Regions from separate parts of the Homo sapiens genome. Here region 2 is linked to region 1. A link is a loop called in an ENCODE intact Hi-C map of the cell type or tissue named here. Cell type or tissue: gastrocnemius medialis. All regions are shown on one strand. Each heading gives the region's core, and the rest is flanking DNA. Links, peaks and the distances in the headings are about the cores only. Region 1 holds the start of RLF (RLF zinc finger). Region 2 overlaps SMAP2 (small ArfGAP2).

What was found. Hi-C counts contacts between places; a loop is a spot of excess contacts. Peaks named below come from ENCODE experiments on the same cell type or tissue, not always from the same donor. Only the 100,000 strongest peaks of a DNase experiment are listed, where the experiment ranks them.
Region 2: a loop joins it to region 1, with 2.2 times the contacts of the local background. A loop is called at or near these places in 27 of 110 quality-filtered maps.

Annotation. Positions count from the first base shown.
Region 1 is chr1:40,154,597-40,170,266 of GRCh38, forward strand. RLF (RLF zinc finger) reads left to right here and starts at 6,791. Exons shown (of 8, transcript NM_012421.4): 1 at 6,791-7,040. The coding sequence starts at 6,804. It overlaps LOC105378671 (a long non-coding RNA gene), which reads right to left and starts at 6,682. Exons shown (of 3, transcript XR_947232.3): 1 at 6,369-6,682; 2 at 3,145-3,249. RefSeq lists a silencer at 5,253-5,454 and enhancers at 6,463-7,079, 6,567-7,076, 7,080-7,695. In gastrocnemius medialis, for the core only: a CTCF peak has its summit at 7,314; DNase peaks (open chromatin) are centred at 6,725 and 7,165; H3K4me3 peaks cover 2,655 bases; H3K27ac peaks cover 3,054 bases.
Region 2 is chr1:40,384,403-40,400,072 of GRCh38, forward strand. All of the region lies in intron 1 of SMAP2 (small ArfGAP2), which reads left to right. Among named protein-coding and RNA genes, the nearest start is that of SMAP2, 19 kb to the left of the region's middle. RefSeq lists an enhancer at 1,343-1,612. In gastrocnemius medialis, for the core only: no CTCF peak of the experiment used is centred there; DNase peaks (open chromatin) are centred at 5,609, 5,969, 7,649 and 7,959; H3K27ac peaks cover 4,861 bases.

The sequences.
Region 1 (15,670 bases), core at 3,304-11,303:
TAAGGATGTAATAGTCAAGGGGTCTTTTTTTCTTGTTTGAGCCAAGTAAAAGAAAATAGGAAGGAAGTTAATCTATAACAAAAGGCCGCCACGCACAGTGGCTCACGCTTGTAATCCCAGGGCTTTGAAAGGCTGAGATGGACAGATCATTTGAGTCCAGGAGTTTGAGACCAGCAACCCCATCTCTATAAAAAATGCAAAAATTAGCTTGGTGTGGTGGCATGTGCCTGTAGTTCCAGCTACTTGAGGGGCTGAGGCAGAAGGATCTCTTGAACCAAGAAGTTGAGGTTGCAGTGAGCTGAGATCACTGCACTCCAGACTGGGTGACAAAGTAAGACCTTGTGTCAAAAAAAACAAAAACAAAAAAACAAAAATGCCAGTAAACAAGAGGTCATGCTTTGTGACTCAGTCTCCAAAGTCAACCTTGCTTAGGGCCTAACAACTTTTAGAAGCTCAAAATAGACTATTTTCTTTCACAATTTTAAATTAAAATTAAGTAAATAATGCTAGAATTGTAAATTTCATTTAAAAAACAATTCAGTCTTATTAAATATTTTTGTACAAATAGTTATTCCCAATGCTAATATTCATTGTCTATTTATGATTATGTAAATGTTCAGTCTTACTCTCTACTCATGTTACATCTAGACAGATACATGTATATATCAGTGTATACGCATATGTGTGTATGGAGACAATTAAAAAAAGGAACATCTGCCACTACCAAGAAACAATACATGGTTATGCAAGAAAATGCATTTATGCTATCTAAGAGGAAGAGTATGACAAGCTAATTTGTGTTTTCTCTTACCCAAGTGCTTCTGTAGCTCGAACACACTCTACGTAGCATTTCAAAAACAGTGTGCCTATTTCTCTTAAGTAGCACAACCCAAAACCTTCAAGACATTAGGATGCAGTTGTCTTTCATTTTTTTAATGGTGGTAAAATATGCATAAGGTAAAGCTTATCATTTTATCCATTTTTAAGTGTATAGTTCAGTGGCATTAAGTACATTCACATTGTTGTGCAAGCATCACCACCCTCCATCACCGTAACTTTTTCATCTTCCCAAACTGAAATTCTACATCCATTAAACAATAACTCTGCTGGCCTCTCTCTCCCCCAGCCCCTGGCAACCACCATTATTCTTTCTTACTCTATGAATTTGACTACTCTATATACCTCATATAAGTGGACTCATACAACATTTGTCTTTTTATGATGCTTGTTTCACTTAGCATAATCAACATTTATCCATGTTGTAGCACGTGTCAGAATTTCCTCCCTCCCCCTGTTTTTTCAGGAATGAATTTCTTTCCTTTTTAAGGTTGAATAACATTCCATTGCATGTCTATACCACATTCATTTATTTATTCATTCATTCATGGACATTTGGGTCATTTTTATCGTTTGGTTATTATGAATAACAGTGTTGTGAACACAAATGTACAAATATTTGTTCATGTCTCTGGTTTCAATTCTTTTGGTGCCTTTCAGCTTTGAGTATATGGAGCAAGAGACGTGATAAAGAGGTTCCCTAAAGCCTGAATAGTAGTGGTAAAGAAAGCAAATATTTATCCGGGTGTGGTGATGCACACCTGCAATCCCAGATACTCAGGAGACTGAGGCAGAAGAATCTCTTGAACCCAGGAGGCAGAAATTCTAGTGAGTTGAGATCACCCCACTGCACTCCAGTCTAGTGACAAAGGGGAAACTCCGTCAAAAAAAAAAAAAAAGAAGAAGAAGAAGAAAGAAGGAAAGAAAGAAAGAAACAAAGAAACAAAGGAAGAAAGAAAAGAATAGAAATGGAAAAAAGCTAGGCTTGTTGTTGCATTTCTGTAGTCTCAGCTACTCAAGAGACTGACGTGAGAGGCTTGCTTGAGTCCAGGAAGGCCAAGGCTGCAGTGAGCTGTGATCATACCACTGCATTTCAGCATGGGTGACAGAGTGAGACCCTGCCTCAAGAAAGCAAATATTTAAGATTGTACTTGTGCTGAGTGCTGGATTTCAAATGATAGGGGTGCCCATGTGTTCTTTAATATAGTTACTGTGTGTGTGTGTGTGTGTGTGCATGTGTGTGTGTGTAAGAAAGAGAGAGAGAGGTTTGTGTAGTCCTCTAAAGTGTGGGACCCAGGGCAGGGCCCTTGTTGCCTGGACTTAGGGTGGTATTGTCATAAGCACATACATGTATTAGAACTGGGTGAGTGTAGCAGTGAGTGTAGATAGAAAAGAAGTTGACAGACTATGCCTGGGACACTTAGAAATCACAAAGAAAAGAGAGAATAAAAGAAAAGAAATCAAGAAAAAAAACACCAGGAGAATGTGCAGACTTGGAATCCAAGTGAAATTAAATGTTGGGGAATTATCGACAATGCCAAATACTGCTAAGAGATTGACTAAACAAGGACTGATAATTCACCTTTGGACACACACAAAAGTAGAACTCACTGGTGGTGTTAAAATGAGCTGTTTCATTGACTGGTGGGGATAAAACCTGACTGAGAAGAGTTCAAGTAAGAATGAGAAGAGGGTAAGTAGAAACAGAAGGTCTGGCCAGCTCTTTAGAGAAGTTTTTCTATAAAAGGAAGCAAAGAAGTGGGATGGAAGCTAGATGAAGATGTGGTGGAGTCACTAGAGATTTATTTTTCTTTTTGCCTAACAGAGGTGGAACAGCTGATGGCCCCACATCTTCAGCTGAAGCTCCACAGTCACACATACAAGTGCCTATCTGGCATCTCCATTTAAATGTCTCATAGGAACTCACAGGAAAATCAAACTTAACCTGTTCCAAATAGAACTCTTGATTCTCCCTCACTCTATCCCCAGTCTGTTCTTTCCTAAGCCTTCCTTTTCTCAATAAACATCATTGCCCACCATTCAAACCAAAAGCCATGTAGCCATTCCAGATTATTTCAATTTCCTCAAAAACAGTGCATCAGCCTGTTAGTTCTACTTCCAAAATACATCTCTAACTTGATCATCTGGAGTACTACAATAGGTTCCCTGCTTTCATTCTCGCCTCTCACCACCTATTCTCACATGGCAGCAAGAGTGTAAACCAGACAAAGTTACACCTCCACTTAAAGCTTTGATTACTCAGTAAAACAATGATTACTCAGTACACTTCAAATCCCCACTGCTTACCTTGAGCTATACTGTCCTACATGACCTGGCTCTTTGCTCCTTCTCCAATCTCATCTTCACTTCTTTCTCTCTCTTGCACCATACTCCAGACATGCTGGCCTAAACCTAATTATTTGTATTACAAAGATATAAAAAAATAGAGAATAATATTTATATATATATACATATATATACTTTTTTTGAGACAGAGTCTTGCTCTGTCGCCCAGGCTGGAGTGCAGTGGCGCAATCTCGGCTCACTGCAACCTCTGCCTCCCTTCACGCCATTCTCCTTCCTCAGCCTCCTGAGTAGCTGGGACTACAGGCGCCCGCCACCACGCCCGACTAATTTTTTGTATTTTTTTAGTAGAGACGGGGTTTCACCGTGTTAGTCAGGATGGTCTCGATCTCCTGACCTCGTGATCTGCCTGCCTCGGCCTCCCAAAGTGCTGGGATTACAGGAGTGAGCTACCGAGCCCAGCCAATAGGGAATAATATTATAGATATTATATAATAATATATAATAATATTATAGATTATAGAGCCAGATCTAATACTTTAATTAATACTTAGCTACATGTACCATTAAAATGTAAACTACATGTCTTTTCTGAATCTCTATTACCTGAAAAAGTGCCTAACACATAATATATGCTCAATGCATCTGGTATAATTGAATATTTGCTTCACATTAAAAAATAAGTAAAACATTACAGATACAGTGAATGCTCCTTATACCTCCTTCCCTTCCTCTTTCCCCAGAAGAACTACCTACCATTCTAAAGGTGATATATGCCATGCCTATAATATCCCTAGTTTTAATATTTTGTTACTTGAGCATTTGTTTTCTATGTTTTCAAAATTTACAGTATAGAATAATACGTTAAATATCCCTTGCGATTTGTTTTTTTATCATGCTTTATGCCTATTATGTTGATATATGCAGTTTTCATATGTTTTTTGGCTGTATATTTCAGTGTGTGAACATACCATAATTTGTTTATCTATTTCTTACTGTTGAACATTTAGGTTGTTTCAAATATTTTGTTATTCCCAATAGTGCTGCAATGAATATGAGCAACATGACAGTTAAGAGGGTGGATTCTAGAGCCAGACTACCCAGGATTGAATTTCAGGCACCATCACTAGTTGTGTCACTTTGGGCACGTTACTTCTTTGTGCTCTAGTTTATTTAATTGTAAAATGATGGCAATAAATTTTCATGATATTGTTAGTAGAATTAAATGAGTTAATACATATAAAGAACTTCGAAAAGTGCCTGGAACATATTAAATCTCAATGAATATTGACCGTTATTATTATTACCCTTATTATTAGGAATTGCTTAATTACAGGACATGTACATCTTCTATTTCATTAAATATTACACATTATTCTCCTAAGTGATATGTCAATTTATGCTTCCAGCAGGGGTATATAAGTTCCATTTTCCTATTTCCTATACTAATTAAAAATTCCTGTCAATCTAATGGATATGAAATTGTTGTTTTACTTGTACTTTGATAGTTACAGCAAAATTATATATTTTTTCTTGGGTTTATTGGCCATTCAGTTTTCTTTTTTGGTGAACTGCCTTTTTACCTACTTTTCTTTCTCTCTCTCTTTTTTTTTTTTTTTTTAGTGTCCCTCAGGCTAGAATGCAGTGATGCCACCTTGGGTCACTGCACCACAGCTTTGATTTCCAGAGCTCAAGCGATCCTCCCACCTCAGCCTCCTAAGTAGCTGGGACTAGAGGCGCATGCCACCACGCCTGGCTAATTTTGTTTTCATTTTTTGTAGACACAAGATCTCATTATGTTGCCCAGGCTGGTCTCGAACTCCTGAACTCAAGCAATCCTCCGGCCTTGGGCTCCCAAGTACTGAGATTACAGGCATGAGCCAAAACGTCCAGCTTTTTAATTTACTTTTCTATTGGGTTGTTTGCCTTTTTCGATTTTGGGAACTATTTGTTTGTTTGTTTGTTTGTTTTTTGAGACGGAGTCTTGCTCTGTCACCCAGGCTGGAATGCAGTGGCGCGATCTCGGCTCACTGCAACCCCTGCCTCTCAGGTTCACGCCATTCTCCTGCCTCAGCCTCCCGAGTAGCTGGGACTACAGGCGCCCGCCACCACGCCCGGCTAATTTTTTGTATTTTTAGTAGAGACAGGGTTTCACCGTGTTAGCCAGGATAGTCCTGATCTCCTGACCTCGTGATCTGCCCGCCTCGGCCTCCCAAAGTGCTGGGATTACAGGCGTGAGCCACCTCGCCCAGCCCGGGAACTGTTTTGGATACTAATCAAAACAATGGTTATGGCTGGGCGCGGTGGCTCACGCCTGTAATCCCAGCACTTTGGAAGGCCAAGGCGGGCGGATCACTTGAGGCCAGGAGTTCGAGATCAGCCTGGCCAACACAGTGAAACCCCGCCTCTACTAAAAATACAAACATTAGCCAGGCATGGTGGCGGACGCTTATAGTGCCAGCTACTTTGGGAGGCTGAAGCACGAGAATCACTTAAACCTGAGAGGCAGAGGTTGCAGTGAGCCTAGATCGTGCCACTGCACTCCAGGCTGGGTGACAGAGTGAGACCCTGTCTCAAAAAACAACAACAATAAACAATGGTTATATATATGGGGAATATCATTTAGTCTGTGGCTTGTCTTTGTGTGCTTTTTCAACTTGTTATACGGAAGTAACACATTTTAATACAGTCAAATCTAAATATTTTCCCTTATGGTTTGTGCTTTTCCGGTCTTATTAAGAAATTCTTAGCCGGGCGCGGTGGCTCACGCCTCTAATCCCAGCACTTTGGGAGGCTGAGGCGGGCGGATCACCTGAGGTCAGGAGTTCGAGACCAGCCTGACCAACATGGAGAAACCCCATCTCTACTAAAAATACAAAATTAGCCAGGTATGGTGGCGCATGCATGTAATCCCAGCTGCTCCGGAAGCTGAGGCAGGAGAATGTTTGAACCAAGGAGGCGGAGGTTGCGGTGAGCTGAGATAGCACTGTTGCACTCCAGCCTGGGCAACAAGGGTGAGACTCCGTCTAAAAAAAAAAAAAAAAATTCTTCCCTATTTTTGACATTATAAAGCTATTTTTATTTTCTGAAAAATGTTTGCAGGTCTTTAATCCATCTCGGCCTTATTTTTGGAAATGGTTTGAGGTAGAAATCTAATCATTTATTTCCCTTTTGGAAAAAATGTCTCATCGCCATTTATTGAAGAGTCTGTCCTTTCGCCCACTGACTTGTAATGCCGTCTGTATCATAAACCAAGTTCCCTTGATGTTACTCTTCATTTCGGCCTCACAATCTTTGCTTATTTTCCTTCTACCAGGGATGCTTTTCGCTATGTTCCTTTCAGGGCTACCTTCCTCTTGTCCCTTCAGATCGCAGTTCAAATGTCATCCCCCTCAAATCTAGATTGCTCTACAGGCATTTCTGGCTCCGTGATCCCATGACCTCAAAGGGGTCTAGGTGGGCATAGCCTCTAGCCAGTTGTTGCTAGGCTGTTGTCAGGACTGGCGATGCGTAGGCCACTGAGAGCACCCGGAGTCCGAGTGACGGAATCAGGCGGGCGCCCGCGTCGCTAAGGAGTGCGTCACAGTGCGCGGGCGGCCGGGGGCAGGGCCAGGGCTGAGTCACGTGGCTTGGTTGCCTACGCGCTGGTGGGCCGTGGGAAGATGGCGGACGGAAAGGGAGACGCCGCCGCTGTCGCCGGGGCTGGGGCTGAGGCTCCGGCGGTAGCGGGAGCCGGAGATGGAGTCGAGACTGAGTCCATGGTTCGGGGTCATCGCCCCGTATCTCCAGCGCCGGGAGCCTCGGGACTGCGGCCGTGTCTGTGGCAGCTGGAGACAGAGCTGAGGGAGCAAGAGGTGTCGGAGGTCTCATCTTTGAACTACTGCCGGAGCTTCTGCCAGGTGAGGGGCTGACTGGCTGGCTGAGGGCGGCGGGGCGGGGAAGTCAGGGAAGGAGGCCCTGGATCCTCTGTAAGCAGCCGGGTCCAAACTGAAAGGCGCCACCTCCGTGACTCGCCGCGCCCCCGGGCCGGGAAGGCCCAGCTCGGAAGCTCGACCGCTGGCCCCCCTGCGCCACTGCCCGACTTTGGCCACCGCTGGGTCGTTTTGCTCTGAGCCTTACTGAGATCCCGGAGGGCCCTGGCGGGTCCCTGGAAGGGCTGTGCCCTGTCGCCGTTGCCTGTGTCCTGGCCGGGTGGTTGGAGCGCCACTGCCCCCTGAGGGATTGATTGCTTGTCCCTGCCGGGAGATCCTTTTTTGAGTGGAGTGCAGATCTCCGAACTGGTAAACCCGGGTTTTTCTGAATAATCCAGAGAGGTGTGTTGGGGCCAGAGACTTATTTTTGGAGTTAACATCTTCTGGGCTCCTAAAAGGTATGACAGTTGGCTTCGAAAGGCGTCTAGAGCTTTCTGATTAGGGATTGCGGAGCCGGTTGGTTGTTTGGTTTTTGCTTTTTTTTTTTTTACGTTTAAGCCGTTCTTTCGTCTTTTCTGTATTTCTTTGAGAGGATTGTGCTACCGAGAATAAGGCTGACTCTTTGAGTAGAAGAGGATGGGAAGAGGGATGTAGAGTGTGGCCTCTTTTGGCAGTCGTATGATCATTTCTGTGCCTTGGTGGGTCCTAACCTATGATTACATATTTATGGGTGTGTTTAGTTTAGTCTCCATGACCACTCCGAGATTTTTCTGTATGTTTTCAAGTCTTTTACAAATACAAATATTGGCCATTATTATTTCTGCTTCCAATGTTTGTTCTGTCAGGTTTCAGAGGCACCCATCAGCTCCTTATCTGTTGTACCTTAGAAAATGCAAAATAATCGTGGCATGTTGGTACTTGGAGTCTAATAAGTAGTCCAGTATGCTGAATAAATTGCGGCGTTCTAAAATAATAATTTTGGGGGGCAATTTGCTCTGTTGGTCCGGAGTAGAATAAAAGTTAGCTTGCTTGATTGCTTTTCTTCCCTCTCTCTGCCGAGGCAGAAGCACCTCATCTCTCTGAATGGAATTTTGTCCTTACTAATCTTTTCCGTGGATTGTACCACTCCAATTTTTGTGTGTACAACCTGCAACATTGCCCTGTACTATTAAATGTTAACGTGTTGTTGTTCTCTGCTTCCTTAGTAGTAGTCATCCCTGTTTAGTAAGCTCATTTATTTTACAGATTTTTACTGACTTCATAGGATAGTGCCAGGGACTTTACCAAGTGCTGGGGAAACATGAGTAAGACAGCACTTAGCCTTGATGAACTTACAGTTGGTGGGAGGTGGTAGGAATGACAGTATTTCCAGTGCGGTTTTGGTAATGATGGAAAAGGAGGTGTTGTAGAGACAATGGTGAGGAGAGAGCCTTCATGGGATATCCTGATGGGAAAGACAATTAACTAGAAAAATAAGTAAAAAGGTTAATTATAAATTGTAGTATGTGCTTAGAAAGAAGTAACTGGGAGAGGCCACTTTAGTTAGTAAGACCCTATGGGCTGCAAGGATGAAAATGAGTCACGTGAAGGTCTGGGGTGGGGAAAGCATCCCAGTGCCAAAGGTAGAGATTGGTAAGGACCCAGAATGCTATGGGAGGAGGGGAAACTAATGGAAGGAGAGGGGTGGTGCAGGAAAACAACTGTGGGTTTTGGGTAAGGCTTCTAAGCTTGAGTTGTCTCCCTGGAAAGATGACAAGAATGAATGTAACCAGTCACATTGAAGCTTGTCAAAGGATCACATATATATGTATTCTGCTTTATGTCTAGTGCTTGCAACTGCAGTTTTGTTTAAGGTAATGTTTTAATGTCTTGAGTCTTGGTGACACCAGAGATGTGATGGCCCAGAAGAATTTTTAAAAGAAAGCATGTGTAATTTGTCTTTTCTATGAAGTTTTTTTTAACCTAAAATTTTCCCAAAAAATGTTTTTTAGACTAATAAATGAAACAAGAACAAGTATTCCTGTAACACTGTATTGTAATAGAAAGCACATGGGATTGGGAGTTAAGTTGGGTCTTGACTGTGACTTTACCACTGCTTAGCTAATAACCTTGGGTAACCATGTCTGCAAAACTATCTTATTTTCTGACCTTTATCTCCTTATAATGCTTTATACAATCAGAATAGAAAATTTGTGTACAAGTCTTCACAAAATTTATCATATTTTTGACACATTTTCCCCTGTAGTCCAGATAAGATCAACTGTGTCCTTGATGACCAGATAGAGAAAAAGTAAAAATTGTATGAAGAAGCAGGAAAATTTTCACCATCAGTAAATTTTGTTGAATAGCTCTTGGTTTCACATTTGAAAAGAAGAATAAGATATATTCATTTACTTAAGGAACACTGATTGTGTGACAGTTCTGAAGGTGGGAGCCTAGTTAAGACAGTTTTCTCGGACTCTAGGAGAGGAGCACATAATATATAAAGATAGATTGTAGGCATTTTTACATTATAAAGGTCTGACCCCTGCTTATGGGATGCTTAATACTACAAATGTATTTTCATCAGTTATTTAGTTAGAAATGTCCTAGAGACTTAGATTGTACCAAGTAATCCCTTTTGCAACATCCTGGGACCATATTCTCTCCAACTCTTGCAGCACTTAAAAGAAATGGCTCTATCTTTGGGATTGCACCAAATCAAGAAATAAACTAACATATGAGTGAATAGAGAAGCTTGTCTCATTCTGGGCATATTTTCAATTTTCATAAGTTTGTGAAGATGATAAAATGAAACACTGAAAGTAATACTTACTAAGAAAATGATACTTAGGTCAAACTGTATTCAGTGAAAATTGGTATTAAGTGACTATGGGATGTGGTTTGTTTTCCTCTTTCCTTCAGTTCCTTTTCTGAAACCACTGCCAGACAGTGTGGATAAGATTAACTTTAGAAAACAGTCTTTCTTTGTTTTCTTGAAAAATTGATGATGTCTTCTCAAGTTTTTCCTGTATTTTGGGGACCAGGATTCCTTAAGTTTTACAATTGGTGTCTCTATTTGTAACACAAATTTTGAAGACTTTTTTTTTAGTAAACTTCATTATCAAAATTGAAATTATTGAGTGATTATGTGATTACACTTTGAGAATACTGGGCAAAGTAATTTTATGAGTAAACCACGTTTATATGAGACACTTTTAGGTTCAAGACTAACAGTGACTTCGTAGATTTTTGATGGCTAAAATAAGTAAGTACTCCATTAAAATTTCCATTTTTCCTAGATTAGTGATGGGGAGTACAAGGGCTCTGAGTCAGATAGCCTATGTACTGGCTTCACTATTGAAATAGTTGTGTGACCTTGGGCATGTTATTTTCCTTAAACGTTAATTCTTTTGCAAATGGATAATAGTACTTAAGTTTTGTAAGCAAATTCATTGTTGTAAGGACTTAATAAGAAAATATCTATTTTTAAAAATGCCTTCAGAATTGTCTGTGTTATCCAGATTTCTTAGCTTTGTAATAAAAAGTTTTCACAACCTTGGTCTCAGCATGCTTTTCAGCCCTCCCCTTGTCAGTCCCATCACCTGAATCCAACTTGTTTACTCCTATTCAGGAGTTCTTTACTTGGAGTCAGTCCATGGACCAACATGTGATTGCAGTTATTCCTGTGATTAAAATTTTGTCTGTAAGTTTCCAAGCACATAATTTTGGGAAAGATGATTTTAATTTTCATTTGACTTCTCAAGATCCAATAAACGTATTAACTACGTTAACGAGATCTCAGGCCGTGTCTTTCCCTTTCATTGTGTGGTTCTCTCATTTTCTGCATGGGAGATTTTTCTTCTTTAGGGCCCAGTATAAATGTCATCCCTTCTGTGAAGCTTTTCCTGATTTACCAGATAGGTTTCCTCTTATTTGTTTGGGATTTTTTTGGGGGGACACTGTACATACCTGTAGTTTTAACTCTTAATTTTATTGCTGTCACTGTCTTCATTCAGGCTTTCTCCTGTTGCAGCAACCTCTTCACTAATCTCTTGTTTTCTGACTGACATCTGCAGTTCATCTTTGTGTTCTTTCTAAATTATAAATATAATCTTGTTCGTCACTTTATTCCCTAAAATACCTCAATTCCTCCCCCCCCTCCGCCAAAGGAAAGATAAAGTTCAAACTTATTAGCTTGGTATACAAAGCCTTTTAGAATCCAGACCACCAACTCCCATTTTCCCAGCCTCATTAAAAAAGTTGGTTTGATCCCACCTTCACCACTGTGTCCATTTCTCACTCTGCCTAAATAACCCGGGGTCTTCCTTTCCCCATCTACCTATTTATCCTTTAAGACCTGGCTCTAATATTATGGTCTTTCAGCTTTTTCTGATTTCAGCAGGCAGAATTAGGTGGTTCTTTCTCCAATGCATTCTATTAGCTTCCAGTACATAAACGTGGTGCCTACATAATTTGTTTCCATGTTTGTCTTTTGTATTGACTTGTAAATCAACAAGAGCAGGGGTCTTGTTTATTCTTTTTTGTATACTTAGTACCTAGCAATTAGTATGATGCCTGGCACACAAAACTAATTTGTTAAATCAATTGTAGGGACTTCATGATACACACATGAGATAGACACTTAAAACAGTACTTTAGGGGGAACCTCTAATGTAAAATCTAGTATGTAAAAAGCAAATTAACCATAAGAAATTACTATAAAGGGAGAGGTTGTGGAGAAATAGGAACACTTTTACACTGTTGGTGGGACCGTAAACTAGTTCAACCATTGTGGAAGACAGTGTGGCGATTCCTCAAGGATCTAGAACTAGAAATATAGAAATACCATTTGACCCAGCCATCCCATTACTGGGTATATACCCAAAGGATTATAAATCATGCTGCTTTAAGGACACAGGCACACGTATGTTTATTGCAGCACTATTCACAATAGCAAAGACTTGGAACCAACCCAGATGTCCATCAATGATAGACTGGATTAAGAAAATGTGGCACATGTACACCATGGAATACCGTGCAGCCATAAAAAAGGATGAGTTCATGTCCTTTGTAGGGACATGGATGAAGCTGGAAACCATCATTCTGAGCAAACTATTGCAAGGACAGAAAACCAAACACCGCACGTTCTCACTCATAGGTGGGAATTGAACAGTGAGAACACTTGGACGCAGGGTGGGGAACATCACACACCGGGGCCTGTTGTGGGGTGGGGGGAGGGGGGCGGGATAGCATTAGGAGATATACCTAATGTAAATGACGAGTTAATGGGTACAGCACACCAACATGGCACATGTGTGCATGTGTAACAAACCTGCATGTTGTGCACATGTACCCTAGAACTTAAAGTATAATTTTAAAAAAAAAGAAATTACTATAAAGGAACAGGATAGGAGCTTTTGGCCATTTCTTGGAGACATTATTTATCAATCTAAGCCTACATTCATATAATAATGTATACATTTACACGTGTGCAGTGAGGAATAGCATTGATGGAGAGAGAAAATGAGAGGCCTAGTATTGAGGAAGAGTAGTCACCTAATAGGACAATAGTTTGGAGATGCCAAGATGGGTATAATCAGTCCCCTTACCTTGAGGTTGATGGCCATGAAGGCTCTTGAGCCTTACCTCTTTCATATATTTCAAGAAGTTTTTAATGCATTAGCTTCTCTTCTTGCGCTGCCTTCTTTTTAGCGATATCTAAATAGAAACTACATGACAAGTAGTTATCATAGCAAAAGCTAGCTTTGTAATGCACATGACAAAAACATAGTATAAATGTGACCCGTGAAGCAGTGAAAACTTTGGGTGCTGTCATTTACTGTGGTACCATCTTGTCTCTTACTGTGTACTGTGACCTCTAGTGGTTTCTGTTTCTTCCATGGATCATACTCTTCTGAATAGTGTTGACAAAAACTTACTGCAAGACTGCAAAGACTAAAACGTGTTTTATTTTCATTCAGATCTAGATACTTGTCACCTTTCCCAGTGACCTTCCTTGACTGTCTTATCTAAAATAGCACTTCCCTATTGCCTTTCACCTCTTTAAGTACTGCTTTATTTTTCTTCAAATCACTACTAATCTTGTATGTCCGTCTCCCCAACTGGGATGTAAGTGCCATGAAGGTGTTGGCTTTTATTTACCTAGTGCCTAGTCTCTAAAACTTAATGGGTACTCACTAAATGCTTGTTGATCTTGATCTCCTCCCTTTCCTGTATCTCCCACTTGAATTTTTGAGAGTAATAAGCAAGTCTTAACTGTCTTTATCAAGAAATAGGGACATTTGGCCAGCTGTGATGGCTCATGCCTGTAATCCCAGCCAGCACTTTGGGAGACCAAGACGAGAGGATCCCCTGAGCCCAGGAGTTCAAGACCAGCCTGGGCAACTCTACAAAAAAAAAAAAATTAAAAATTAGCCAGGTGTGGTAATATTAGCACACCTGTGATCCCAGCTACTCAGGAGGCTGAGGCAGGAGGATCACTTGCGCTCAGGAGGTTGAGGCTGCAGTAAGCCATATTCGTGCCACTGTACTCCAGCTTGGGCAACAGAGTGAGACCTTGTCTCAATAAATAAATAAATAGAAAGATACTTTTTGTTTGTTTGTTTGTTTGTTTTTGAGACAGAGTCTTTCTCTGTTGCCCAGGCTGGAGTGCAATGGTAAGATAGCCCACTGCAACTTCCGCCTCCTGGGTTCAAGCGATTCTCGTGCCTCAGCCTCTAGAGTGGCTGGGACTACAGGTGTGTGCCACCACGCCCAGCTAATTTTTATATTTTTAGTAGAGATGGGGTTTCGCCATGTTGGCCAGGCTGGTCTCGAACTTCTGGCCTCAAGTGATCTGCCCACAGCTTCCCAAAGTGCTGGGATTACAGGCGTGAGCCATTGCACCCGGCCAAGAAAGAAAGAGACATTTTTTTGTCAACCAGTTTATCCTGCTTCCCAGCAGGGATCACACCTTATTGTTCTTTGTATCTTGATCACCTAAGAGTAGAACCTCATTTTTATTACATAGTAAAATGTTTCATATAAAATGCATTAAATTTTATATAAATAATATGTTTTGGCCGTGCACGGTGGCTCTCCCCTGTAATACCAGCACTTTGGAGGCCAAGGCGGGTGGATCACCTGAGGTCAGGAGTTCGAGACCAGCCTGGCCAACATGGTGAAACCCCATCTCTACTAAAAATACAAAAAATTAGCCAGGTGTTATGGCAGGCACCTGTAACCCTAGCTACTCAGGAGGCTGAGGCAGGAGAATCACTTGAACCTGGGAGGCAGAGGTTGCAGTGGGCAGAAATCATGCCGTTGCACTCCATCCTGGGCAACAAGAGCAAAACTCCGTCTCAAAAAAAATAATAATATGTTTTAACATAAATAAACATTTATATAATAAAACTCATTGCTGTCACAAGGCCAACATACAATCCATTATATGAAAAATTTGAGGGACTGAATAATTTATTGAGGATCTTTTTGTGTGCCAAGCCCTCAGGTGGGTAGTGTGATTTTTCATTTTACAGACAGAAAACTGAGGTCCAGAGACGTTAAGTAACTTTCCCAGGATCACACAGCTGGCAAGTGGTGGTGAGTTCTTTAGACTGTAGAGCCTATGTTCTTTTTTCTTATATCAGAATTTCCTAAACTGTGTTTCACTCCGTATGATATATTTATTAATAAGTGCTTCTCGGCCGGGCGCGGTGGCTCACGCCTGTAGTCCCAGCACTTTGGGAGGCCGAGGCGGGTGGATCATGAGGTCAGGAGATCGAGACCATCCTGGCTAACAGGGTGAAACCCCGTCTCTACTAAAAATACAAAAAATTAGCCGGGCGCGGTGGCGGGCGCCTGTGGTCCCAGCTACTCGGGAGGCTGAGGCAGGAGAATGGCGTGAACCCGGGAGGCGGAGCTTGCAGTGAGCCGAGATTGCGCCACTGCAGTCCGCAGTCCAGCCTGGGCGACAGAGCGAGACTCCGTCTCAAAAAAAAAAAAAAAAAAAAAAATAAGTGCTTCTTGAAATAAGGGTTCTATGTTCATATAAGTTGGGATAAGCTTTTTTTTTTTTTTGAGATGAAGTTTCGCTTTTGTTGCCCAGGCTGGAGTGCAGTGACGTGATCTCGGCTCACTGCAACCTCCGCCTCCCGGGTTCAAGTGATTCTCCTGCCTCAGCCTCCCAAGTAGCTGGGATTACAGGTGCTCATCACCACACCCGGCTATTTGTATTTTTAGTAGAGATGGGGCTTCATCATGTTGGCTAGGCTGGTCTTGAACTCCTGACCTCAGGTGATCCACCCACCTCACCCTCCCAAAGTGCTGGGATTACAGGCGTGAGCCACCACACGTGGCCATGGGATAAACATTTTAAATGTTAAAATACGTTGTGAATTTCCAAGAGAGACATTACGTATTGTGCAGCATTTGCCAAACTTACCAGGTCTAGAACATTTTGCCATATTCTAAAGCCTTTATCAGCTCAAGAGTCACATTGCTTTTTTTTTCCACTACAATAAAGCAAAGTGCAGAGGTGAAGAGGTGATTGCCTTGTCTTTCTGCCTGCCACTAGTTTTAATTATTTAGTTTTAGCCTAAAACATAATTCTGAGCTTTTTTTTGTTTTTTGGTTTT
Region 2 (15,670 bases), core at 2,795-10,794, 230 kb after region 1:
AATGTTGCTGCTGCTCCATTTAAGGGCAGAGCTTTCCAAGTTGTGGCTACTTGTTTTCTACGTGATTATAAAAGTGTCTAATGAGTTATATGAGACAAGTTCAGCCCTTTCTAGAAGTGCTTTTTTTGTCAATCAGGTCACCTGCATTTGGGCCCTTGCTATATTAATGGAATTGGTGGAACTAGGCCAGCAGAGTTTTCAGTGCAGTGTGAGTATGTTTGCTTTTAGGCTGTTACTTCCCACAGAGGCCACAGATAAAGGACTCTCGTTGTTTGAGTGAAGTTACCAACTGTAACAATTGCATAGGTTTCCTTGTTTCTTTCTTTTCTCCAAAAAACTCATTTCCTCTTGGCAGGTGTTACTATAATTCACAGGTGTAATGAAAATGTAATTTGGGATTTGAAAAAGCATATCAGACTGCTTCCCAGAGTACCAGTTCTTTTCAGCTGGTCCATTTCAACTTAAGAGGTCCATCTATGCATTTTTGAAGCTTCATATTTAATAAATATAATATTTCACTGCTGTGTTTGACTATTCCGTTTCCCACACTTTCTCCTTCCCTACCCCACTCTTCTGGATCCTGTGTTTCCCCACAGGCTTTGTGAATGCCGGTCCACTGATGGCTGAACTGCAGGTCTCTCCCCAGTGGAAAGCCCCAGAGATGAGCCAGATCTGCCTCAGCTGTGGCCATCCGTCAGCGTAAGGTTGCTCTGGTGGTCGTCTTCAGTTTGTCCAGCTCTTCCCCTTATCCCCCATCCTCCCTCATGTGTGGCTGAAGCTTGCCCTGGAATCCCACCTTTGTAGCATGTCACTCGGTAGTAGTAGAATTTTATTATTGTTGCTTTTTTTCATTTTCAATTAATGTTAAGTGATTCTCTGACAAATTTTGTTGACCATAGCCCTCTTTTCCCCTCAGTTCATAGATTTCCTATAGGAATTCTGGTTTGCTTTTAAATACATATAGAATACAGTTTATTTAAGTTCTGGATTTCATAAGCTTACTTGGAAAATACTTTTTTAAAAAAAACATTTCAGGTCAAAGCTTCCAAAAAGAAATTTCTTAATCTGAAACAATGAGAACTGGGTTCCTCAGGCCTCATGTCATTTCCCCTCACCCACAAATCAAATGTGTAATGCTCTCATTTTATGATGTATTGAAACAGTGAAGCAAATGCGAGAGGGAGAGAGACCTACTCTCAGCTGTAGCTGATAAGTGTGTCCTAGCATGGTGATTTGAGCAAATAGAGCACCTTTTCTTTTCCTTTTCTTCAAATAGCCATGCTGTCTTTTGCAGCAGTTGCTGGTGACGGAATACCATAAATCCCCAGGCCTCTACCACAGAGCTTACATCTTTAGATGTGGGTTTACATGTTAATCCTACAATGTTATTTCACCTCAGTGGTCTGAAGTGCGCACACAGTACATTTTGTTCTTTAACTTCCTCTTTTCTTGTCTAACTGGAAGTCCCCAAATGTGTGGATTTAGAAATGAGTTCTCTAGTGTTTCTAGTTTTGAGTTAAGGAAGTTTTGTCTTGATATTGTTTAGGTGGTTGTTTTTGTTCTGTGCCTTCAAAAATAATTTCTTACAGAATTTTCTGTGTGAACTGGTGACATCATATGCTGTAGTGTAAAGCTTGTAGAGAAGGGGGCATTGGTGTCTTTTTGTTGTTGTTGACACTTTATCACTCCTTATAACTGACACAAACCCTGAGAAGAGAAACAGGAAGGAAACTCCCTGTTCTTACCATGATGCTTTTGTTCAAAATAGCTGAAAACAGCAGAGCTGACGGAAACCAATTTGAGTGTGACAGCTGATTTGAGAAAGAATGAATTAAGAGATTCAGGCTCTTCTGCTATGTTGAAATCATTTTTACTGAAAGATTAGCTGTTTGGAACAGGGATTGACTTTGTCTCTCTGAAAGTAGGCATGAAGAGTTCGGTTAGAGGAACCGTTACAGATGGAGGAGAAACTTGAGGAAAGGTCTTTCCTGTAGTGTGACTACAGTATTAACATTCCCAGATTATATGAAAGAGAAAGGAAGCTTCATTAAATGAAACATTGGAATCAGGAAGACTCCGGCTTGGCTCCCTGAGCATTCTAACTTGTTCTGAGCCTAGTCTCGACAGAAGTAGCCTGACACAAGTGGCTCAGATCAAGGGTCCATATTACGGGCAGAGTAAAAATAGGTCCCAGTTTCATTAGACTTCTCATACATTTAAGGAAAAAAAGATTTGTTGCCATAGGAACAGACCAGTTGTTTTCTGTCTTGTGGGATTTTAGGAGCTGGGGAGATAGGAGGATCCCTGTGCTTATAATCTAAACATCAGTAAATGCTGGTTTTTTTTAAAACAACAACAACTTTATCTTTTATGATTCTGAAACCTATCCACGATAAAAATCATTGGAAAGTATGAAAAATATAATGATGCTGAAGGTATTTTTCATAATTCTTTTTTTTTTTTTTTTTTGGAGACAAGGTCTCTCGCTCCGTCGCCCAAGCTGGAGTACAGTGGCACGATCTCAGCTCACTGCAGCCTCTATCAGGCTTAAGCAGTTCTTCTGTCTCAGCCTTCATAGTAGCTGGGACTACAGGTGCACACCACCACGTCCAGCTAATTTTTGTATTTTTAGTACAGACAGGGTTTTGCCATGTTGCCCAGGCTAGTCTCGAACTCCTGAGCTCACATCATCTGCCTGCCTCGGCCTGCCGGAGTGCCAGGATTACAGGCATCAACCACCATGCCCGGCCTTATTTTTCATAATTCTTATCACCCATTTACTTGAGCTTATACCATAATGATTTTATATCATTCTTTTTTGCTTAACATTTATTATAAGCTTATTTCATGACATTAAAAACGTGTAAATACCTTTATTGTATCCCAGCATTGGAATATGTCATTATTATCTCTTGCCCAATTGTTAATATTTGAATTTTCAATTTTTTAACAATACAAATAAGGAAGTATAAATTTTTGTGTTGTTGTTAGAGTGATGGGTTATTTATGTGTTCAGATTTGAGTAGTCAAGTGGGCCCTCTAATTTAAAAAGTTACCAAGGGGATTCTCTGGGTTGAGCCCACGTAGAGATGGCTTTGCTATGGGCATTATCATTCTGAACTGCTTCATTGCAGTAGATGTCTGCTGAGGCAAGGAATGGGGAATTCGGGAGAACCCTGGTTTCCCCATAAGGGACCTAAGGAACATAAGGGACATAAGGAACAGCTTTATGGGTCATACCACAGCAAGATGGGCCGGCACTTTCACATTGAGAGGTGACAGCGTGCTGGCAGCCCTCACAGCCCTCGCTCGCTCTCGGTGCCTCCTCGGCCTTGGCACCCACTCTGGCCGCACTTGAGGAGCCCTTCAGCCCACTGCTGCACTGTGGGAGCCCCTTCCTGGGCTGGCCGAGGCCGGAGCTGGCTCCCTCGGCTTGCGGGGAGGTGTGGAGGGAGCCAGCTCCGGGAACCGGGGCTGTGTGCCGCACTTGTGGGCCAGCTGGAGTTCCGGGTGGGCATGGGCTTGGCGGGCCCCGCACTTGGAGCAGCCGGCCAGCCCTGCTGGCCCTGGGCAATGAGGGGCTTAGCACCTGGGCCAGCGGCTGCAGAGGGTGTGCTGGGTCCCCCAGCAGTGCCGGCCCACCGGCGCTGCGCTGGATTTCTCACCGGGCCTTAGCTGCCTTCCCACGGGGCAGGGCTCGGGACCTGCAGCCCGCCATGCCTGAGCCTCCCCCCACCTCTGTGGGCTCCTGTGCAGCCTGAGCCTCCCCAACGAGACCGCCCCCTGCTCCACGGCACCCGGTCCCATCAACCACCCAAGGGCTGAGGTGTGTGGGCGCACAGCGCGGGACTGGCGGGCAGCTCCACCTGCAGCCCCAGTGCGAGATCCACTGGATGAAGCCAGCTGGGCTCCTGAGTCTGGTGGGGCCTTGGAGAACCTTTATGTCTAGCTCAGGGATTGTAAATACACCAGTCGGCACTCTGTATCTAGCTCAAGGTTTGTAAACACACCAATCAGCACCCTGTGTCTAGCTCAGGGTTTGTGAATGCACCAATCGACACTCTGTATCTAGCTACTCTGGTGGGGACTTGGAGAACCTTTGTGTGGACACTCTGTATCTAGCTACTCTTGGTGGGGATTTGGAGAACCTTTGTGTCCACACTCTGTATCTAGCTAATCTGGTGGGGATGTGGAGAACCTTTGTGTCTAGCTCAGGGATTGTAAACGCACCAATCAGCACCCTGTCAAAACAGACCGCTCCGCTCTACCAATCAGCAGGATGTGATTGGATGGGGCCAGATAAGAGAATAAAAGCAGGCTGCCCGAGCCAGCAGTGGCAGCCTGTTCGGGTCCTCTTCCACAGTGTGGAAACTTTGTTCTTTTGCTCTTTGCAATAAATCTTACTGCTACTCACTCTTTGGGTCCACACTGCCTTTATGAGCTGCAACACTCACCGCGAAGGTCTGCAGCTTCACTCCTGAAGCCAGCGAGACCACGAACCCACCGGGAGGAACGAACAATTCCAGACGCGCTGCCTTAAGAGCTTTAACACTCACCGCGAGGGTCCACAGCTTCACTCCTGAGCCAGCGAGACCACGAACCCCACCAGAAGGAAGAAACTCCGAACACATCCGAACATCAGAAGGAACAAACTCCGGACACGCCGCCTTTAAGAACTGTAACACTCACTGCGAGGGTCCACGGCTTCATTCTTGAAGTCAGTGAAACCAAGAACCCACCAATTCCGGACACAACATTATATACCTGATGTGCGGAAATACCCTTGCGCCATTGACTAGCATCTTATGTTGTTCATACAGTCCTCATTCACTTAAACTTAGTCCTCTAAGGAGGTGGATTAGAGGTCCTACATTAGTAGAAAGGAGGTAACAGCTACTGCATTATTATTTTTTTTTTGAAGAAGGGCCCTCAGACTGGAGATGAGGACAGGGACTGTGTTTTCATGTCTATCTGCATACTTAATGCACGGTGTCTGGCACATAGTGTCTATGTCCCTATTATGAGCAGCATTATTCTGTTAATGTGTGTTCAGGTCATATGCTTTGTTTTGTTTTTTGATAGTCTTCCTCATACTGTTAGCCCAGATAGCTGAAGATCTGTGACACCAGGAAGCTGAGCAGGTGAATCTCATGGTTGCTTTGTGGTAATTGCTTCTTTGTGCCATTTCATTTCTGTGCTTCTGCCACCTGTGCTGCTTTGGAAGCTGGAGCTAGACATGAAGCGAATCCTCTGCCCTCTCAGTAGGAGGTTTTGGTGTGACACATCATCCTGGGGAAAAATGTAGCATGAAGTGTGAAACAGGAGGCTGAAATAGCAGTCCTTTAGCCCTTTTGTGGGATGGGAGTAAATATTTAGACGTGGTTCTCAGGTGCTGTAGAATTTAATAACCTTGCAGCAGTTTTAGAAACTCCTTGTGCCCACTGGAACAGGTTCGTTTAAAGAATCTTACTTGGGCTCTTTTGAAATTGTGATGCCCCCACCTCCACCCACTCCCCTCCCCCGCCCACCCCCAGACCTGCCCTGAGTTCATCTGCCTAATGTTCCCTTTGCAGGATCTTTGTACTCACATGGCTGGTATCTTTGCCCCACCCCCTTATGCCATATATTTTGACCTCATTGTGTTCTATTCTGAAACGCCTGGGTTTTGAAACATCGTGGTGAATGTTTTCTTTTTCAAAGGGCAAATCTCCATCTTTTGCTCTCCTCCCTTAAGCCAGGGCTGTTTTGATGACTGATATTCTGCACACCACTGGACTAACCAACCATCTGTACTTTGATCCCAGAATTCATTTTGATTCTGCTGTTTGTTTAGAACTGAAAGCTTTCTAGCTTGTTTGGATGTGGTTGTGATTCAGTGAAACTGGCACTGATTTTCCATCTGTTTGCCATTGGTTGGGACTTCTCCAATGTGTTAGGAAAGCTGCTGTGCTGAGTTGCGAAGAGAAATTCACATGTCCATGGTCTTGCACAAGGGCTCATTTGCTCACTTAGAAGGTTTTATGTAGAGCCTCTGCCTGGGTGAAAGACATGAGCTTCCCTGGAAACAATTGAAAAACATCTTCTGCCTGGCCACTCAGTCTTGAGCTCTAGTAGGTTACACTGTTTTTCCCTTCTGGGCTTCTTTTTGAGGAAGGGGAGTGTGGATGGGAAGAAATCTTCACAATCAGTCTCAGATTCCCAGCAGCAGAGAGTGAATTGTATGTTGTAATAATAAAAAAAAGAATACCTAAAGAACAAGATATCAATTTAGTGACCATTATTGAGCATTTACTATGTATAACACACATTTGGGTGTGTAAAGGTGATTCTAATTTCAGTCCAGCTGATCCTTTCTTCTGTGAACTTGGGCAAATGACTTGACCTCTCTAGGCCTTAGTTTCTCCAACTGTGCTTAGACTAGATCATTCCTAAGGTTTGTTACAATTTTAGAATTTTGTACTCTAAACGTGTATCTGTTTGTTACAGAACAAGAGAGGCTTTTCCACAAAATTGACATATTCTTATGTCTCACTTCAAACTAAATGGCTTAAAAATGGTTCCTCTAGAGCAGGATTTCTCAACCTCAGACTATTGACATTTTGGGTGATTCCTTGTTGTGGGCACTGTCCAGGGCATTTTAGAATGTTTAGGAGCCAGCATTCCTGTCCTCTGCCCACTAGATGCCAGTAGCTCTTCCCTACCCCTCTGCCCGTTGTGACAACCAAAAATGTCTCTAGACATCAGCATTGCCCCTTGAGGGGAAATCGTTTCTGTTGGGAGCCATTGGTCTAGAGGAACAAAGATGGGACTATTTGAATATGGGCTGTTTTTAATATCAGTTTTCATGTTATTCCACTATTGCTTATTACCTGTTTAATCAGTAAGCATGCATTAAGTGTATACTATACACAGATGAATGCCGACGCTTGATTATGAGGGACTTTAATGACCATGTCAAGTTTTCAAATGTTGAGTCCACCTGGCCAACTTTGAAATGATTGCCCAGCTGTTAGCGCAGCAGTCCCTACACGCCTACACCCACCAGCCTGCTATTAGCCTTGGTCAGGGTAATGATTGAAATGTATGAAAGCATTCACTCACAAAGGCTATCAGATAGCAACCTAGGAAGGCCCTGGGATTGTGAGTTATGGATCGGGACTGGGTCTTGTGCATCCAGAATCTAGTATTATGATAGTTATCCCTTCAGCTTCCTAGGGGAAAAAAATTCCTCGTCAAAGTGGTGGGGTGAGGAATCTATCCTAGGGATGGAGGATGAAGAGCAATCTCATTGGACAATGACCATATCACCCTTTTTAGTAGCTTCTTCTAAACATAGGCCCTTTCCCTCCCGCAGTGGGCAGGCTCACTTTGCAGCTTTAGTTTTTTGTTTTGTTTTGTTTTGTTTTTGTTTTTAAATATATGAGTAGATACTGGTTGTTGCAAAGAGGAAGTTAAACTGAAGTAACCTAAAAATGTAAAGAACTGAATGTCCCCAGGAGATGAAGACAGTAACTTGAGAACCAAGTTTGCTTATATTACCTGAAGTGAGGTCACTAGGAAATTGGTTTAATTATAGTATCAAGTTTTGAAATATCAGGTCCACCTGGCTGACTTTGAAATGATTTGCCCAGCTATTAGCTCAGCAGTCCCTCCCTGCACACCAACTCCACCCAGCCTATTGTTAGCCATTGAAGTGGTGATTGAAATGCATTAGATTGCCCAAGAAATCTAATCTTTGGACTTGCTACATTTGCTATAAAATATCAGTTTAGGTTTAATAACTTTGAATTTGCTCCCAGTACCCCCAGATTTTCTCATCTGTTTTAAATTCACATTCTGCACTTGGTCGGGTGCAGAATGGTGCTTCTCGCTGATTGGGGTAGAGTGTGTTCTGTGAGCATCTTTGCTGGGATGCTCTGGGATTCCAAAGCCATGATTCAGACACTTAAGCCTGTGTCAGTCCCTATCCTTAGGTCCTGGCAGGCTCCGTGTTCCATTCCAGCTGAGCCTTTGCTGGAGTAATTACCCACATGGAGTCTTCAAGCCAAACAATTGTTTGTACTGAGATAGTCTCACTGTTTGGCTCCTAATGAAATAATCTCTTTCCTGCCCTCAATGAAAGCAGCTATTTTTTGTGTCCTCCCTCCCCTATTCAGAGAAGCCATGTCTCATCCACCACTCTTCCAGCTTATTCATAAATGCTTTAAGCAGGGTCTTTGTGTAAAGGAAATTGGCTGGAGCTGAAATATCATAGGCTAACCAGGAGACAAGGAGCATTAAGGACACCCTTTTCCTTGACTTTCTATTTAGGGTATTTAAATTACCTTTCTGTGATTTTCTGTAATAAGCAATCTAAAACTTAAATCCACATAAGCAAAATAGTCATACTAGGTTTTTAAAAAGTATACTAAATTAGGCCGGGCTCAGTGGCTCATGCCTGTAATCGCAGCACGTTGGGAGGCCGAGGCAGGTGCATCACTAGGTCAGGAGATCGAGACCATCCTGACTAACATGGTGAAACCCCGCTGTCTCTACTAAAGACACAAAAAATTAGCCAGGCGTGGTGGCATGCACCTGTAGTCCCAGGTATTCGGGAAGCTGAGGCAGGGGAATAGCTTGAACCCGGGAGGCGGAGGTTGCAGTGAGCCAAGATCACACCACTGCACTCCAGCCTGGGTGACAGAGCGTGAATCCATCTCAAAAAAAAAAAAAGTATACTAAATTAGTATAATTTTATTGTTGTTGTTACCTAAAGGAGCTCTCAAAAATAAAAGCTGGCCAGGCGTGGTAGCACATGCCTGTAGTCCCAGCTACTCAAGAAGCTGAGGTGGGAGGATTGCTTGAGCATAGGAGATTGAGGCTGCACTGCACTCTAGCTTGGGCAACAAAGCAACAAACCCTATCTTAGAAGAACAAACAAAAAACCCAACAACAGAACAACCACAAATGAGTGAGTGCAGCAGGAGAGGCAGCAGAGCGCCGTGGGAGTTGGAATAGGAAGGAGAAAAGGCTTCATGGGGAAAGTGGGCAGAGCAAGATTTGCACAAAAAGATGTTTTGCAAATAGAGGAAATAGGCCCTGTAAAGCTATTTGTGAGAGACTGTAAGTTGATCAACAAAGTGTAAGTAGTTCTTCTAACTTTTTTTTTTTTTTTTTTTTTTGTGACAGAGTCTTGCTCTGTCGCCCAGGCTGGAGTACAGTGGCTCAATCTTGGCTCACTGCAACCTCCACCTCCCAGGTTCAAGCGATTCCCCTGCCTCAGCCTCCTGAATAGTTAGTATTACAGGCGTGAGCCACAATGCCTGGCTAATTTTTGTATTTTTAGTAGAGATGGGGTTTCAGCATGTTGGCCAGGCTGGTCTTGAACCCCTGACCTCAGGTGATCCACCGGCCTTAGCATCCCAAAGTGCTGGGATTAAGGCGTGAGGCACCGCGCCCGGCCACTTCTAACCTTTTTAAGGAGTATTTGCGTGAACAGAATCAATGAGTTTCTTCAAATTAACTTCTGACAATAATCTAAATGGTCTCCATTTTCTGATTCACCCTTTTTTCCAATTCCAAGTTGCCATTATCCATGTAATTGGCTCTAAAGAGAGCAAGGAAATCTATCTTCTCCAGGAGTTTCAGTCATAGATTTTTAGCTGGCTCTCTTTATCATTTGCAACTGAGTTCATTCATATGCTTGTTTTCAAGAATTTTTTCCTTTAGTTCCAGAACTCTTTGCTTCCATCCTATGGTTTCTTGGGAGGACAGTTCTAAGCTTTCTTAAGATAAGTGTTTCAATCACACCATCTACCATTTCCCTCAGAAGTTGTTCTCCTCTTATGCGGTGTGTTTAGGTGTTTGGGGCGCCAATCACTAGGGATTGGAAGGATTTTGATGAATCTTCAAGTAACCATGTCTTGAAGGTTAGCCATCATCAGTTCACTCCATGAAATGAAAACTTACGGGGATCCACTTTTGCTCTTTTTTGAAGAAGTCTATTGTCCTCAAAGGAAGAGGTGGACCTGTTCAGATTTTTAAGTTTTATCTTATTCAGTGTTTGTAGCATCAAGGGACTGGCCTCTAACGGAAGCAACTGGGGGCTTCATTGGCTTATGCAATCAGTCTCATCTCACTGACTTTACAAGGTTCTTCAATACTGGCAGAAAATCTCTTGGCTAGCTCTTTCTCCCTCCTTAAAATATGTTGGCTCTTTACTATAAAAACAATCATAGCAGCACATACCAGAATCTCCTAGGGAAACCCCCAAAGACTTGGGCCTTGTCTCAGCTCTCAGACACTACCACCAAGAGCACTGCATAGCTTTCCCAGGACCAACTGGAAAGAATTCTTTTTTACGACGATGTAATTGACAATGAAAATTGTATATGTTTACAGTATACAATGTGGTGTTTTGATATATGTGTACATTGATTTTTGTGGCAGTCAGGAGGTCCTCTAGTTGGAACAGAGACTCACCACACCCAAGAGTCCCTCTGTCTGTATCCCATCCCCAAATCAGAAAAAGGCCTGTGCGTCTCTGTGGGTAGTATTCACTCTCTCAGATTCCTCTGTGAGTCAGGAACATGACAAGTGGCATCTATATACACAGTTTTAAGAGGAAGTGATGTCACTCTTGGTGTATAGAAGTGAGAAGAGGAGTAATGAGAATTAAAGACCCAGATCACAGGAGAATTTAAGCCATACTTAGAAGTTTGGAGTTCAGTTGATGGTGGGGGGTCCAGTGACATAGCTTTGAATGGGGTGATGACATTATCAGGACATATGTTGGCAGAATGTCCTTTTCAAAGCCAACAAAGTCCAAACTAGGATCTCATTCTTTCCCTCCTGAAGTCACCTGGGGAATTGAATTGATAATAATGATACAGGATGACTGATTGATAGTTCTTTATTCCCAGAAACATCACCTAAGTATACACTAGTTACCTTCCACTGCTGGGAGAGACAACAAGGAAGAGTCACAGTAAGTCCCTACCTGTTAATAATAAACCAATGGCCAGGCCCAGTGGCTCATGCCTGTAATCCCAGTACTTTGGGAGGCCAAGGTGGGAAGATCACTTGAGCCCAAGAGTTCAAAACCAGCCTGGGCAACATAGCAAGACCTCACCTCTACAAAATAATAATAATAATAATAATAAAACAGGGCAGTAAGATTAATGTGGAGCCAAATTTACCTTTCCAGAGTAGTTTAATGAATTTTTGAGATACAGTTACTATCTTTTAGAAGAGATATGTTTGAGATAATCTGGTTAAGGTATATTGACTTGTCTAAAGTCACACAGGAAATTAGTGCTGTAATTTAGATAATTCGTATCTTTAGCTGTGTAGATAAGAAGGGCCAGTTAAATAACATGAGAAAGATGAAGAATGCCTCCTTCCTTTCTCCTAGTAGACCTCAGTCTGCTTTCCTGTTGATTTCTTTGTGTTACAGGCTTTAATGTTTTTTGAGAAAAGCCATTTTAAGTTAACTGCTGAATTAGTTTTAGACATAGATTGACTAATCATTTCATTAGTGAGTACTTAGCAGTGTTCTACCTCCCTTAACCTCCTTTTTCCGGTTACCTGGTAGGAAGATAATGTTGCTTTGCTTCATCTCCATTGGTAATCACAGCAGTCTGTCTAATTGCTATGTCTGTTCTATCATTGAGCTCCTGGATTAAATTGGTTCAGCGGGCTTGTATTTTGGTTGAGTATATAAGTGGCTGCTTTCTTCTGCTAGAATCTCCAAACCTCCATCTTTATCTTTCATACTTTGATATATTATATAAGTATGGGGGGAGTAAAAAGCAGCACCAGGATATCAAAATGGTAGGAAGAGAGATTAATGGGACTCCGTATAAGGAAGGCCTCTCTAATAGTGGGTGCCGTCTAATAGACAAACCAACTACCTTTTGAAATGGTACGTAACTGACTCAGCATTGGACAAGCCAGGTGATCACCCCTAGAAGGAGGGTGCATTCAGTGAGAGGCTGGACCTAAGAGGATTTCTAAAGTCCTTTCCACCTCTGATTTTCTAATTTTAAATTTCTTGGTGTAGGATTTACCTTTATTCTCTAACCAGTCTCAGACATGTTTTAATTTTCTTTGTCTCAGACATTTTTAAGCTTAACTTATGCTCTTTTTTCAACAGTACAAATGTGGACAGTGTTTCTTTTTGACAAACGGAAACAACATTCTTGCAAGATGGCCCAGATGGAAAGGGACTTGTCTTGCAAGTGTTCTGAAAGCAGAGGTTGATTGCATAAGCCTTTATTTTGGTCTCATGGTTCCTTAAAATGTTTGTACTTACAGAAGTTCAAAGTTACTGTTTATTGTTATTTTGGAATAAGGAACTTGATGAACTCTCTTTTGTGTGGATGAAAACATAGAGGTAAACATACCTCTCAGCAGCCCTACACAATTTTTCCAAGATCCCACTGGTGTTTCTGTGTATTCTTCCTTTTCAGTGAATCAGAGAATGGAGGGATATAATGAGTGGAACTGAGGTAACTGGCACTAGATTTGTTCTTAAAACAAATACTGCTGCTTTTTTTACTTTGACTTCCAAATTTTGGGTCAGAGTTAATGACAAGTTATGTCACGTAGAATTAATCTCTTATAAAATCTGAGTTTGTTGATTTAGGTTTTTCCTTATATGTATGTTGCATTTAACCAGTTTTCAGTGCCTGGTATAGGCTCCATGAACCAAATTTGATTCCGTGTTTTAGGTTCCTCAAGACCTAACATCTTCATAGATTGTTTGTTTCATTTTACGTTTTCAGAACCATTGAACGGTAAGCAGGAAGGGACCTAAAAATTACTGCAAATCATCTACTGTAGTAGTAGGACTGTAGTAGTAGAAAGAACTGTAGGGCTCATTGTTCACCCAATTCACCACATGGGGATCATTTCTCTACCATCCCTGAGAACTGATTACCAAACCTCTGTTTGAACACTGCACTAACTGAGATTTTACAATTTCTGGATATGCTGCATTGGTTTTTACACAACCTTAATTGTTAGAAAATTTTTCTCTAGAGTGTGCTAAAATCAACTTCTACTCCTTGGTGCCAGTTCTGCTTTTGAAGCCTTTCCAAAGTAACCTAATCCGTTTTCTGTGTTACAGCTATCCTTTAAGGCATTTGAAAACTTCTCCCTTCATTTTGCAAAACAGGAAAAATATATACATTTATGTTGCTTATTGACGAATTCATTTAACACACATTTATTGTGTACCATCTTCTGTTTGCTAGCATTGTGTCAAGTGTTTGTGATAAATGATGAAGGAACATGGTCATTGCCTTCCAGAGCTCATAGTCTATTTAGGACAAGAGAGACCTGTAAGCAACTCGAACAAGATATTAAGTATTAGAAGAACAAAGCATACCCTGGGCTATTAGCAATAGAGAAAGTTAGGGTTTATTCCATTGGAGGGCATCACAGATGAACTGGATTTTTAAGTTTGTCAAGCAGGGAATGAGGGAGAAAGCCATTCCAGGTAGAAAGAATGGTGTAGTCAAAGAGATTTGAGTGTGCTGCATATTTCACAATTATGACTTCCTCAGCATGTGTAAAGTACAAGGCTCTCAACAGACTTTATATATTATGTTAAGGAGTTTCAACTTACCCTGCAGCCAGTAAGGAGCCCTGGATGCTTACGTTGTTTTGTTTTTACGATATCTGTACTGGTTTTTCCCATTGCAAAATTAATAGAAAGCTCATTGCAAACAATTCAGAGAGGATATATAGAGAAGAAAATAGATGTTTCATTATCCCATTATCCCGATATAGTAATAATTTACATATAGTCTTCTAGATTTTTTTTCTGTGCATACGCGTACATTTATTTATTTATTTATTTTTTGACAAGGTCTCACTCTGTTCCCTAGGATGAAGTGCCATGGTGCAATCATAGCTCATTGCAGCCTTTGAATCCTTGGGCTCAAGCAGTACTCCCGCTCAGCCTCCCAAGTAGCTAGGACTACAGAGGCATATCACCACACCGAGCTCATTTATTCATATTTTAAAAAAAATGGAATTGTTTCATGTGTACTCTTTTAATACTGGATTTTTAAAATTACTATATCATGGAGATACTTTTATATGAAATAGAGGCTCCAAAATTTTTCCCCGTTAAATGGTGATACCATAATTCCTTAATGTAACCTATTAATGTTTCTAATTTTCATAAAGATGTAATAATGAACATTCTTAACGTATTTCTTTGTGTACTTGACCTGTTTTTTCCCTGATGAATTCTTACAAGTGGGGTCAAAGGATTTACTTAGTTCTTTTGTTTTTTTGAGATAGGGTGTCAATATGTTGCCCAGGCTGGCCTCAAACTCCTGGGCTCAAGTGATCCTCCAACCTCAGCCTCCTGAATAGCTGGGACTACAGACATGTGCCACTGCACCTAGAATACTTAGTTTTAATTAATCTTTAAGCAAATGTTGCTTCCCTGCTATGTTCAAGGAACCATGCTATGCCGTGAGTATATGATAGTGAATGTTACAGGTCTGGTGACAGCTCTTGTGGCACACATAGTTAAGCGGGAAAGACATCTTAAACAATCAAATAATTAGATAGTAACAAAATATGGTATGATTTAGAAAAAGTAAAGGGTGGCCAGGCACAGTGGCTCACTCCTGTAATCTCAGTGCTTTGGGAGGCCAAAGTAGGAAAATCACTTGAGGCCAGGAGTTCAAGACCAGCCTGAGCAACATAGTGAGACCCTGTCTCTTTTTTATTTCATTGATTTATTTTTATTTTTATTTTTTTCAGACAGAGCCTTGCTCTGTTGCCCAGGCTGGAGTGCAGTGGTGGGATCTCGGCCCACTGCAACCTCCGCCTCCTGGGCTCACGTGATTCTCCTGCCTTAGCCTCCCAAGTAGCTGGGACTACAGGCATGTGCCACTACGTGTGGCTATTTTTTTTTTTTTTTTTTTTTGTATTTTTAGTAGAGATGGGGTTTCACCATGTTGGCCAGGCTTGTCTCAAACTCCTGACCTCAGGTCATCTGTCCACCTCTGCCTCCCAAAGTGTTGGGATTACAGGCGTGAGCCACCGTGCCTGGCCCATTTCTTTTTTTTTTCTTTTCTTTCTTTCTCTTTTTTTTTTTTCCTGACTCTTAACACCACTCAATGACCCATCTTTACAAAAATAAAAAATTCAGCTGAGCGTGGTGGCTCATGCATCTAGTCCCAGCTACTTGGGAGACTGAGGTGGGAGGATTGCCTGAGCCTGACAGCCCAAGGCTGCTGTGAGCTATGATCGCACCACTGCACTCCAGCCTGGGTGAGAGAGTAAGACCCTGTCTCAAAAAAAAAAAAAGAAAAGAAAAGAAAGAGTGAAAAAAAGAGTAAAGGGTAAATGAAAGTTCATAACCTTTAAAAAAAAAGTCCTTATCTTTTAGAGATATATGCTGAAGTATATACAGATGAAATGGTATGATATTTAGGATTTGCTTCAGAATAATCCAGGTTGGAGTTGAGGGGCAGTGGGTGGGAGTATAGCTGAAACAAAATTGGCTAGGAGTTGATAATTGCTGAAGCTCATGGTTAATTATGCTCTGCTTTCGTTTGTTTGAAATTTTCTGTAAGGTAAAAACCAAAAGAAAGGGTAGAAGAGATGTTACAGTCGGGTTTAGACTGGGGAGCCAAGGAAAGACTCCTTTGAGGAAGAAACATTT